Regions from separate parts of the Homo sapiens genome. Here regions 2 and 3 are each linked to region 1. Evidence: chromatin contacts called from ENCODE Hi-C or POLR2A ChIA-PET data. All regions are on one chromosome and are shown on one strand. Each heading gives the region's core, a stretch centred on a gene start or an enhancer-like site at or near the end of the contact. The rest is flanking DNA. Distances are from core to core; before and after follow the strand shown.

Region 1 (2,948 bases), core at 173-2,672:
AGTAGAAATCACTTTAGGAATATAAATCAGAATTATTGTTGATTCTCACAGAATCCCTGCAAAGTCCTCTCCCCTCCCCACTGCTTCTGGCATTCCAAGACAGTACCCTAGTTTCAGATATGTCTACACAGGGACACTGGCCTCCTCAGTCCAGCTCCTTGAGGCTACTGCTTCTTGCCATAAATTTCTAGGACTGTTCATTGCCTTCTGAGGTCCTTTGAGCTGATGCTGATCTGAAAGCATTTTTTTGGATATGGTCCCATACCCAGGTGATGGGGATAGGATACCGATTTGCCTGCAGGATAAGAATTAGAGGTCATACAGACTGCTGAGACAGTTACAACCTAGAGGTCAAGGGCCTGACATGGGAGACAGGCCAGTTTTGATTTAAGCCCTTACTGCAAGGCTTGGGTGAATTGCCTTTCCATCTAGAAACCTCAGTTTCCTCATTTGTATGATAGTAATAATAACAGCACACATCTCAAGACTGGTGGGGGAATTTCATGGCATGAGTGAAGTCCATGTTTCTCAGCAGAAGTCTAGAGACATTGACAATTGTTATCATTATGCTATTTCTGATACAGTAGGATCCCTGACTACAGCTCCAAGCTCATCCCTATTTCCCCCCCTACTTCACTGGATTTTATCCATGTTGGCCTTGGATTCAACTCGGGGGCAGATCAGCCCTTTTCCTACCTCAGGGCCTTTACACCTGCTGTTCCCCCTGGTATGACTGCTTTTTCCCCAGCTTATTCAAAAAAGCTGGCGCTTTCTCACCCTTTTATATCTCAGTTCGTGTCACTGCTCAGTGAGGCCTTCCTTGACCACTCCAGCCTGCCTGCAATACATCCTCCTGTTTTATCGTATTCATATGTGTTACCAGTACCTGATATTACTAGCTGATTTGTTTCTTTTATCTCTCACATAATGTAAGTTTCAAGTAGACAGAGATTTTTATCGTTTTTTTTCTCTGTAGCATGCCCAGCGCCAACAACTGTGTCTGGCATTCAATAAATAAATGGTGAATTGAATGAATGAATGAATGAATGAATGAGGGTGTATACCAGGCCGAACCCCCAAGCCTTGCAGTCCCCACTCTTCTGCTGCAGTGGGCAACGAGATGAGTCAGACTTTGTAGATGGCCCCTTGGCCCCCGAGATGGGGGACGAGCTAGCGCGGAGCACTTGGGAGACATTCCCCGAAAGCCTGGGCGGTGGCCGCACTGGGAGAGGGTCTGTCGCCATTTGGCGATTACTCCATGCGGGCTGCTGTGGGCGCCGAGCGAGGGTCGGCGGCGAGCGCAAGCGCGCGGGTCTTTTGCGACGGTGCCCGGCGGCACTGGCCCCGCCTCCCGCGCGTGCGCCCCGCCTCCGCCCCCGCCGCTGCGCCCGCTCGGGGCCGCTCTGGCCCCCGCCCGCTTCATGTGGCCCGGCCCGCGACGGCCGGCGGCTGGGAGCGGCGAGGCGGCGGCGGCGGCGAGTGGCGGCCCGCGAGGCCCGGGAGGCGGTGGCCGAGGCCCAGGCGGTGGCGGCGGCGGCCCAGGAGGCGGCGGACGGGGAGCTGCGGGAGCAGGCCCGGCCTGGCTCTCTAGCGGCCGCCTGGCTGCAGCATGCGCGCCCGCCGGGGGCTGCTGCGGCTGCCGCGCCGCTCGCTGCTCGCCGCGCTCTTCTTCTTTTCTCTCTCGTCCTCGCTGCTGTACTTCGTCTATGTGGCGCCCGGCATAGGTAGGAAGGGGGCTTGGGACCGCGGCGGCTGCCGCTCTGGCCTTGAGGGACCCGGGGAATCCCCGCCCCTCCCTAAGGGGCCCCGGCCGGGAGGCGGCCCTGAGCCTGGTCCTCCGAAGACTCCGGAGTCCTGGCCCGGCTCTCGGGGACGCCAGGACATTCCTGCCCTCCGCACCCCAACAGGCGCCCGGGATCCCTCTCCCGCGCCAGCCTCCGGCCCACCCCGCCCCTCCTAACGCCACCCTCGCGAACCCGACTGTACCTTCACGCCCGCCCCTTGCTCCGGAACCCCCTTCCCGCTCTTGCCTCGCTGGAACTCCCACTTCCCGCTCCTCTGCTCGAGAACTCCCGCTTCCCCTTCCCTTCCCCGGGGTCTCCTCGAACCCCCATTCCCGGCATTCCCCGCACCCCAGTCCCCCGCGGCGCGCCCGCTCTTCGCCGAGCCCATGTGCCCGGGTCCCAGGCCGCCCCACCTTCTAGCTCCCATCCATCCTCCCCCACTCCCCATGACTCCATCGTTTCCTGCTCCCGTGAGCCCCCTCCCTCCCCTTTCTTCCTCTACTTCCCCTATTACATCCACCTCCAGGTCCTCCTCCCTAACTCACGTTCACCTCTTCAGTGGCCTGATCTCTCTGCCTGCCGGTGGCACCCCCCTTCCCCTTACAGAGGTCCACCCCCATTCAATCTCCTGCTAATCCCCTGAGCGTCCCATGCCTCTTCCCCATCTCCCCCCCCCCCACCTCGCGTACCCACAAGGGCACATCCTTGTCACCTTTGCCCCCAGCCCCCCAGACTTTCAGCCACAGCTTCTTTCTCAACTGAAGACCTGGGGAAGGGGTGCTGTCTGTGTTCTTTCTTCCACTTCTGCCCTCTCCTAGCCTTGAGGGTAGATGGTGTGGTTCTTCAGTATTGGATAGTGCCTGCTCTGCGGACAAAGGAGAAGTTTAAATTGTCCGTAGAGAAGGGGATATGATTGGGGCCTTTGGGAAATGGTACCAGGTGAGAAGGGGGAGCATGGAGGAAAGATGTAATGGGTACTCCTTCTTTTCAAAGTCTTATCCTTTAAAGGAAAGGCGGTCTCTGGAGAAACTGACCCTCCCACCCCTCCCCCGCCTGCCCCAAGCATAGTCTTTTATAAGACCACAGGGCACCAGTTAGGACAGGAAGAGATCAGAAGGAAAGACAGCATGAAGGTTAAGAGCGGAGGACACAGAGGTCAGACTT
Region 2 (2,948 bases), core at 290-2,789, 200 kb after region 1:
ACTCACCCATCTACCCATCCATTAATCTATCCATCCACCCATCCATCCATCCATCCACCCATGAAGCTACTCTTTCATCCACCCACCTACCCATGAATCCATCCATCTATCCATCCGTCTGTCCATTCAATCATCTACTCATTTATCCATCCATCCACCCACTCATTTATCTACCCACTCACTCATATGTCCATCCACCCATTCTTCTACTTATCCACCCATCCATCCATCTATCCACCCATCTACTCATCCATCCATCCATTTGTCCATTCATCCATTTATTCATCCATCCACCCATCAATCTACCCATTCATTCACCCATCTACCCATCCATCCATCCACCCCATCTACCCATCCATCCATCTATCCATCCCTCCATTCATCCATCTTTCCATCCACATTTCCATCTCTTAGTCTATCCACTGGTTCATTCACCTATCCTTCCACCCATCTTTCAGTCGGCAGCTACTCCATGCCAAGCTCTGTGCTCAGCTACAACCCTTGCCTTACCACTGTGCAGTGTAACCAAAGGAAATTGGCATTTTCTTTTTAAAAAATATTTTAATTTCTTTTATTTTACATTACAAAAGTAATATATATCATAGAATATAAAGAAATACAGAGAAATATATACTTAAATGTAAAAAATATGTATTTCCCTTCTTCTCCAGTTCTACAGAGTTCTCTGACCAAGGTTTGGAGTGTGCCTTGCGAATTGTTTTCATGGCTTTACAGGCATACACACAACACATTCACATGCCATGAAAAGATTGGTGTGTGTATAGGATCATGCAATATATACTATTCTGAAACTTGCTTTTTTCACTCAACAACCAATTGTAGAAATTCTTTCCATGTCAGTACACACAAACCTTTTGCCATAATTTTTTAACCAATCCCCTATCAATTGACCTGTATATGGTTTCCAGTTTTTCCCTCTTATAAACATGACTGTCATGAACATCCTCATACATTTTTCTTGGTGTGAGCTTGTTCTGGGAATGGGGTCAGAAAAGGACCTTCTTCCTATTTCAGGTATTTAAATACAACCGATTCCTGAACCCTGACGGATCAGAGAAGAAAGACTTTTACAAGGATGGGAAACGGCTGAAGAATTACAACATGCCCTGGGGGGCGGGGCACAATCACTGCCTGGGGAGGAGTTATGCGGTCAACAGCATCAAACAGTGAGTGGGGGGCCAGGGCAGGGCCAGGGTGGCTCCTGATCCCCTGGTTGGCAGGCGCCCTTCTCTCCTGGGACTGAGGGCTCAGCCAGGAGAATGGTTTGGCAGAGGCTTCACATGGACAGCCCGTGAGCCATCTCTTATTTGTGGTTTTACAACTGTGTGCTTTTATAAATCAGAAGAGCTCGTGTAAAAAAGCCAGATTTCGGATTTCTTTTGAAATAATCAGATCTGGCAGCAGGTTCTTCCCTCCAAGACTGGTGTCCAGATTCCAAATACTGGACATTCCTTTCAGCTGACCGTAGCTACCCGTCTGCAGCTGCTGCCGCATGTTCAGAACTTCATGTTAGGAACTGGCCGAACTTCACTGTTCCCACTTGGTTATTTTAATACCTGTGGGGCCGAGAGCCTCATAAATTATCTCCCTTGAACCCCAGGAGCTTTGGCCACCAGGATCACAAACAGATTGGACCAGGGGTTATGACATCTGCCCTGTCCTCCTGTCCAGCCCCTGTGCAATCATAAGCTGGGTTACCTTCTGAGCCTGTTTCCTCAACTGTAAAATGAGGGTTCTGATTATAACTATACCCCAGGAGTGTCAGGATAAATGAATTGGATCTTTCTAAGTTCTTAACCCACTGTCTGGCTCATTGTAGGCATTTGAAAAATGTTAATTATTACCATAATTGTTAATATCATTATTGTGCATGCATTGTGCTAAGTGAGTGGGCACGTTACATAAACCTTTAGCCTCAGTTTCCTCAAGAAAATGGAGTCAATTATGAACATAATACAGCTCATATGCATTCCTTAAAATCACCTTGCTGTGTGAAATCATGCAACAAAAACTGCAGGGATTCACGCCTGTAATCCCAGCACTTTGGGAGGCCGAGGTGGGCAGATCATTTGAGGCCAGGAGTTGGAGACCAGCCTAGCCAACATGGTGAAACCCCGTCTCTACTAAAAATACAAAAATTGGCCGGGTGTGGTGGAGCGTGCCTGTAATCCCAACTACTCAGGAGGCTGAGGCAGGAGAATCTCTTGAACCCAGGAGGTGGAGATTGCAGTGAGCCAAGATTGCGCCGTTGCACTCCAGCCTGGGCGACAGAGTGAGACTCTGTCTCCAGAAAAAAAAAAAAAAAAAAAAAAGAAAGAAAGAAAGAAAAAACTGCAGGGATTGAGGGAAAAGGGGGACTGGGGCCAACACTCAAAAACCTCATCAGTGACATAATAAAAAAAAAAGAGAGAGAGAGAAGAACCCAGTAAAAAAAATGGTAGTAAAGTTTTATACATGTTACCTGGCTAAGAACTATGTAAGTGCTGTAATAACTGTGGCTGTAGATCGATGCTTAGTTGTGTGCATGTGTATATTTTATGGATTTCTGCACACCCAGGTTCAGCTGGGTGCAGTCTTTCGTCTTCACCTCATGTTTCTCACAAGTGAAATTGCACGTGAGCAAATGTGAAACTTGCATTATATTCAAATGGTGCCCTAATATATCAATCCTATTGGAACAAATTCACCTGTTCAAAACAAGTGTTAGAGCAGAACCGACTGGCATTCCTACCTCATCAAGTTTTTGGACAGATAAAAAGAGATAGCGGGTACTAAATGCTTAGATGGTGCCTAGCGCACAGTGTTCCAATAAATTAGCTAATTTGTTGTTATTTTTATCTCACTGAATTGTCATGACAACCCTGCTGGTCCATCTAAAACCGAGTCTAGGCAGGTCAGATCATTTGCCGTGTTCCCAGGAAGTGGAG
Region 3 (2,948 bases), core at 280-2,779, 170 kb after region 1:
GGTGACATCAGGGGTTTGCACAGGGGCAGGACATGATCTAACTTAGTTTGAAAGCCCCCTCTGGCTGCTGGATGGAGGATGGACTGTAGGGGTAAGGAGGGGTGGAGAGGGAGGCAGGAGGACCTAGCAGGAGGCTGCCAGGTGTCACCAAGGTGAGAGAATGGTGGTGGCCCAGGGAGGTGGTGAGAATTTGGGTAGCTTTTGGAGATAGAGTTCACTGGCTCTGCCGGAAGATTTGACTGGGGCAGCGGTGGGGATGGGGGAGCGTGGGCGTGAGTGAGAGGGATAGAGTGGTGTTAAGGACAGCTCCCTGATTTTAGTGATGCCCTTAACCAACCAGAATTTAATTTAATTTAAATTTAATTTAAAAAAGGACATTTCAACCCCTCCAAGAAATTAGAGCAACATAGTTCTAGGATAAAGGGCAGTCATTCGTTGACACATATGGGCATGTGGGTATATTTATGATATGTGTGTGCATATGTGTAGACTCGGCGTGTCTCAGCTCTTTTAATGCTCACAATCGCTCTAGGAGGCTAGGACTTTACATATTCCATTTGACAGATGAGAAAACTGAGACCTGGAGAGCCTGAGTCATTTGCCCAGAGGCCTGTGTTGGGGTCAGGACAGGGCTGGTCCCAGAGTCTGCACTCTCAGCCACAGCTCTCAGCACACGAACAGTCCCCATTCTTTTTGTTTTGCCCTGGGGTGGTGCAAACAGTGTCAAGGGCTGTAATTGGTGTGGGTGATGCTGGTCTGGTCCACCCTGCATTGTATGATGGGGACTGAGGTCCAGAGAGGGCCAGCTGAAACCACCCAGCAAGTTCACAGTAGTGATCCTCCCAGGTCTCCTGGCTCCTGGGTCCCTGTGCAGACAAAGAAGTCAGAGAGAGATAGGCTGGGGAGAGGCAGGCTCAGGGGCAGCTGGGTCTGGCTAGGCTCCATGGTACAGCGGCAGGCACAGGGGAATCAGCTCAGGGGGAATCAGACGTAAATCCATACCTGTAACCCGGTAACTGTGTCTTCAGGGCCTGAGGCCTGGGCTGGAGCTCCTGCCCCCTGGCTTGGCAGCTGTAGGCCTTTCCACTGCCATCAATCAGCAGCCCCTGAAATACAAAGAGAATGGGCCAGTTGGATGGGAGGGACACAGAGGTGAAAGGGGTGCCGGTTCAGGCAGCCCGAACTGTGAGGTGCCACCTCTTACACCCACCAGCCTGGCCTGTGTTGGCCCTGGCCTCACTGAGTCACACCCAAAGTTCTCCTCTGTCCTCACCTTGTAGCCCTGGCCTCCCCTCCTCCCACCTACCTCTCTGCTGCCCCTTGAGCAGGTCAGGCACGCTCTCTCTTTGTGGCCTTTGCTATTTCTGTTCCCTTGCCTGGGAATGCTGTTCCCCACAGGTCTGCGTGGCTCCCACCCCACTTCGTTTAAGCCTTATCGCGAGCGCCACCTGCTCAGAGAGGTCTTTCTTGAGTCCCATTTTCGTGATGGCTCCCTCCTGTGACCCAGCTTGGTTCAGCTTTATTTTTCTTTGTGGCTCTAGCGCCGCCTGTGGGTCGTGTGTGTATTTACATATGGGATTATCCTGTCTTCAGCCGTGCTCTTTTGATATGGAGCTGCCGGCTTCGCTTCCACAGAGCAAAACCTTGTGGTCCTCTGGGTTTACTTTTTCTTTTTGTTTTCTTTTCCTTCATTTTATTTTATTTTATTTTAAAGACAAAGTTTCGCTCTTTCGCCCAGGCTGGAGTGCAATAATGGCGCGATCTCTGCTCGCTGCAACCTCCGCCTCCCAGATTCAAGCGATTCTCTCGCCTCAGCCTCCTGAGTAGCTGGGACTACAGGTGCCGCCACCATGCCCAGCTAATTTTTGTATTTTTAGTAGAGAGGGGGTTTCACCATGTTGGCCAAGCTGGTCTCGAACTCCTGACCTCAGGTGATATAACCACCTCGGCATCCCAAAGTGCTAGGATTACAGGCGTGAGCCACCTCTCCCGGCCGGTTTACTTTTTTGGTTTATTTTTCATTGCCTGTTTTGGTAGAAATATATGTACCGGGAAATGGTTCTCTGAGTTAGCAAAAAACAACAGTGCAAGTGTGATGATAAATGATGACCAGTGTCAACTGCAGTGTCACCGAGACCACAGGGCCTTGGGAGTACCGCAGTGGCCTGGCAAGCACGTGTCTGTCTAAAAGGGGCGGCTGCAACTCTGCTCCTGCTAGGTTTCCAGGTGGGACCGCAGGTCAGCCAGATTCCTTTTTCAAGATGAGATGAGCAGGAAATCCGGATTTTGTGTGAGTTTCCCCAAATGTTTGAAGGAAGCTTTAGTTTGTTTTTAGGAACTCCCTTGATAAAACACATTTGTGGACTGAATCCAGTGTGTGGGCTGCACCTTTACAACTTCTGCCACCACTGTGCAGGTGAGGGACAGAGCAGGGACCACGCAGGCCTCTCTCGGCCCCCACCTACCCTCATTCCTGCTTCCATTCTCTCTTCATCTGGGAAAACCCCTCTCCTGAGAGATCCTGGTCTCTGGTCTTTGTCTGCACAGGGATCCAGGAGCTCAAGGGGAGGGTGAGAGGGTGAGGCCCCGGGGCTTTGGTTGCGTCTCTTTGTTGTGACTCTCTGCTGAGGCAGAGATGACAAAATGAAAGCCTGCAGTTTCCCTCCCAGGACTGAGGTCAGCCCGCTGGGCTGGGGCTGGACTCCTGGGGCATTTAAAGGGGGCTGGAGGTGAAGGCGCGTCCTCTGAGCGTGGTCCTGTGTGTGTGCGTGTGCGTGTGCGTAAGTGTGCCTCAGTGAGAGCACATGAGAGCTCATGCTAGCTCCCATGTCTTACCCTTTTTCACACTTGACCAGGCCCTGACCTCCTTCTCGGGCCTCCCAGAGCCCCTCAGATCAAGCACAACCTTCTCACTGCTGCAAATGCCTGCCTTGCGTGGCCAGCCCTGA

The links. A loop is a pair of places that touch in the nucleus more often than their neighbours do. ChIA-PET counts read pairs that join two places held with the same protein, here RNA polymerase II (POLR2A). Pooled maps may share reads with other maps.
Region 2: POLR2A ChIA-PET joins it to region 1 with 10 read pairs in BJ. The contact joins the enhancer-like site here to the promoter of B4GALT5 in region 1. POLR2A ChIA-PET finds 5 or more read pairs at or near these places in 4 of 52 experiments (BJ, CD8-positive, alpha-beta memory T cell, Panc1 and 1 more).
Region 3: a loop to region 1 is called in a map of ascending aorta, with 1.9 times the contacts of the local background. The contact joins the enhancer-like site here to the promoter of B4GALT5 in region 1. A Hi-C loop is called at or near these places in 1 of 168 maps with a recorded cell type or tissue (ascending aorta), 1 of 37 single-sample maps with no recorded cell type and 7 of 50 pooled maps. POLR2A ChIA-PET finds 5 or more read pairs at or near these places in 1 of 52 experiments (PC-9).

The regions. Positions count from the first base shown.
Region 1 is chr20:49,712,352-49,715,299 of GRCh38, reverse strand. It overlaps B4GALT5 (beta-1,4-galactosyltransferase 5), which reads left to right and starts at 1,422. Exons shown (of 9, transcript NM_004776.4): 1 at 1,422-1,724. The coding sequence starts at 1,610. RefSeq lists silencers at 1,210-1,539, 1,830-1,949.
Region 2 is chr20:49,509,267-49,512,214 of GRCh38, reverse strand. It overlaps PTGIS (prostaglandin I2 synthase), which reads left to right. Exons shown (of 10, transcript NM_000961.4): 9 at 1,036-1,187. Among named protein-coding and RNA genes, the nearest start is that of KCNB1, 28 kb to the right of the region's middle. Within about 2 kb of position 1,539, at least 16 of the 41 ENCODE cell types and tissues checked have a DNase peak (open chromatin) inside an H3K27ac peak, as active enhancers do.
Region 3 is chr20:49,540,497-49,543,444 of GRCh38, reverse strand. The region is part of intron 4 of PTGIS (prostaglandin I2 synthase); the gene reads left to right. Among named protein-coding and RNA genes, the nearest start is that of PTGIS, 26 kb to the left of the region's middle. RefSeq lists a silencer at 863-1,139 and an enhancer at 1,595-1,644. Within about 2 kb of position 1,529, at least 3 of the 41 ENCODE cell types and tissues checked have a DNase peak (open chromatin) inside an H3K27ac peak, as active enhancers do; they include ascending aorta, where a contact is called at or near this core.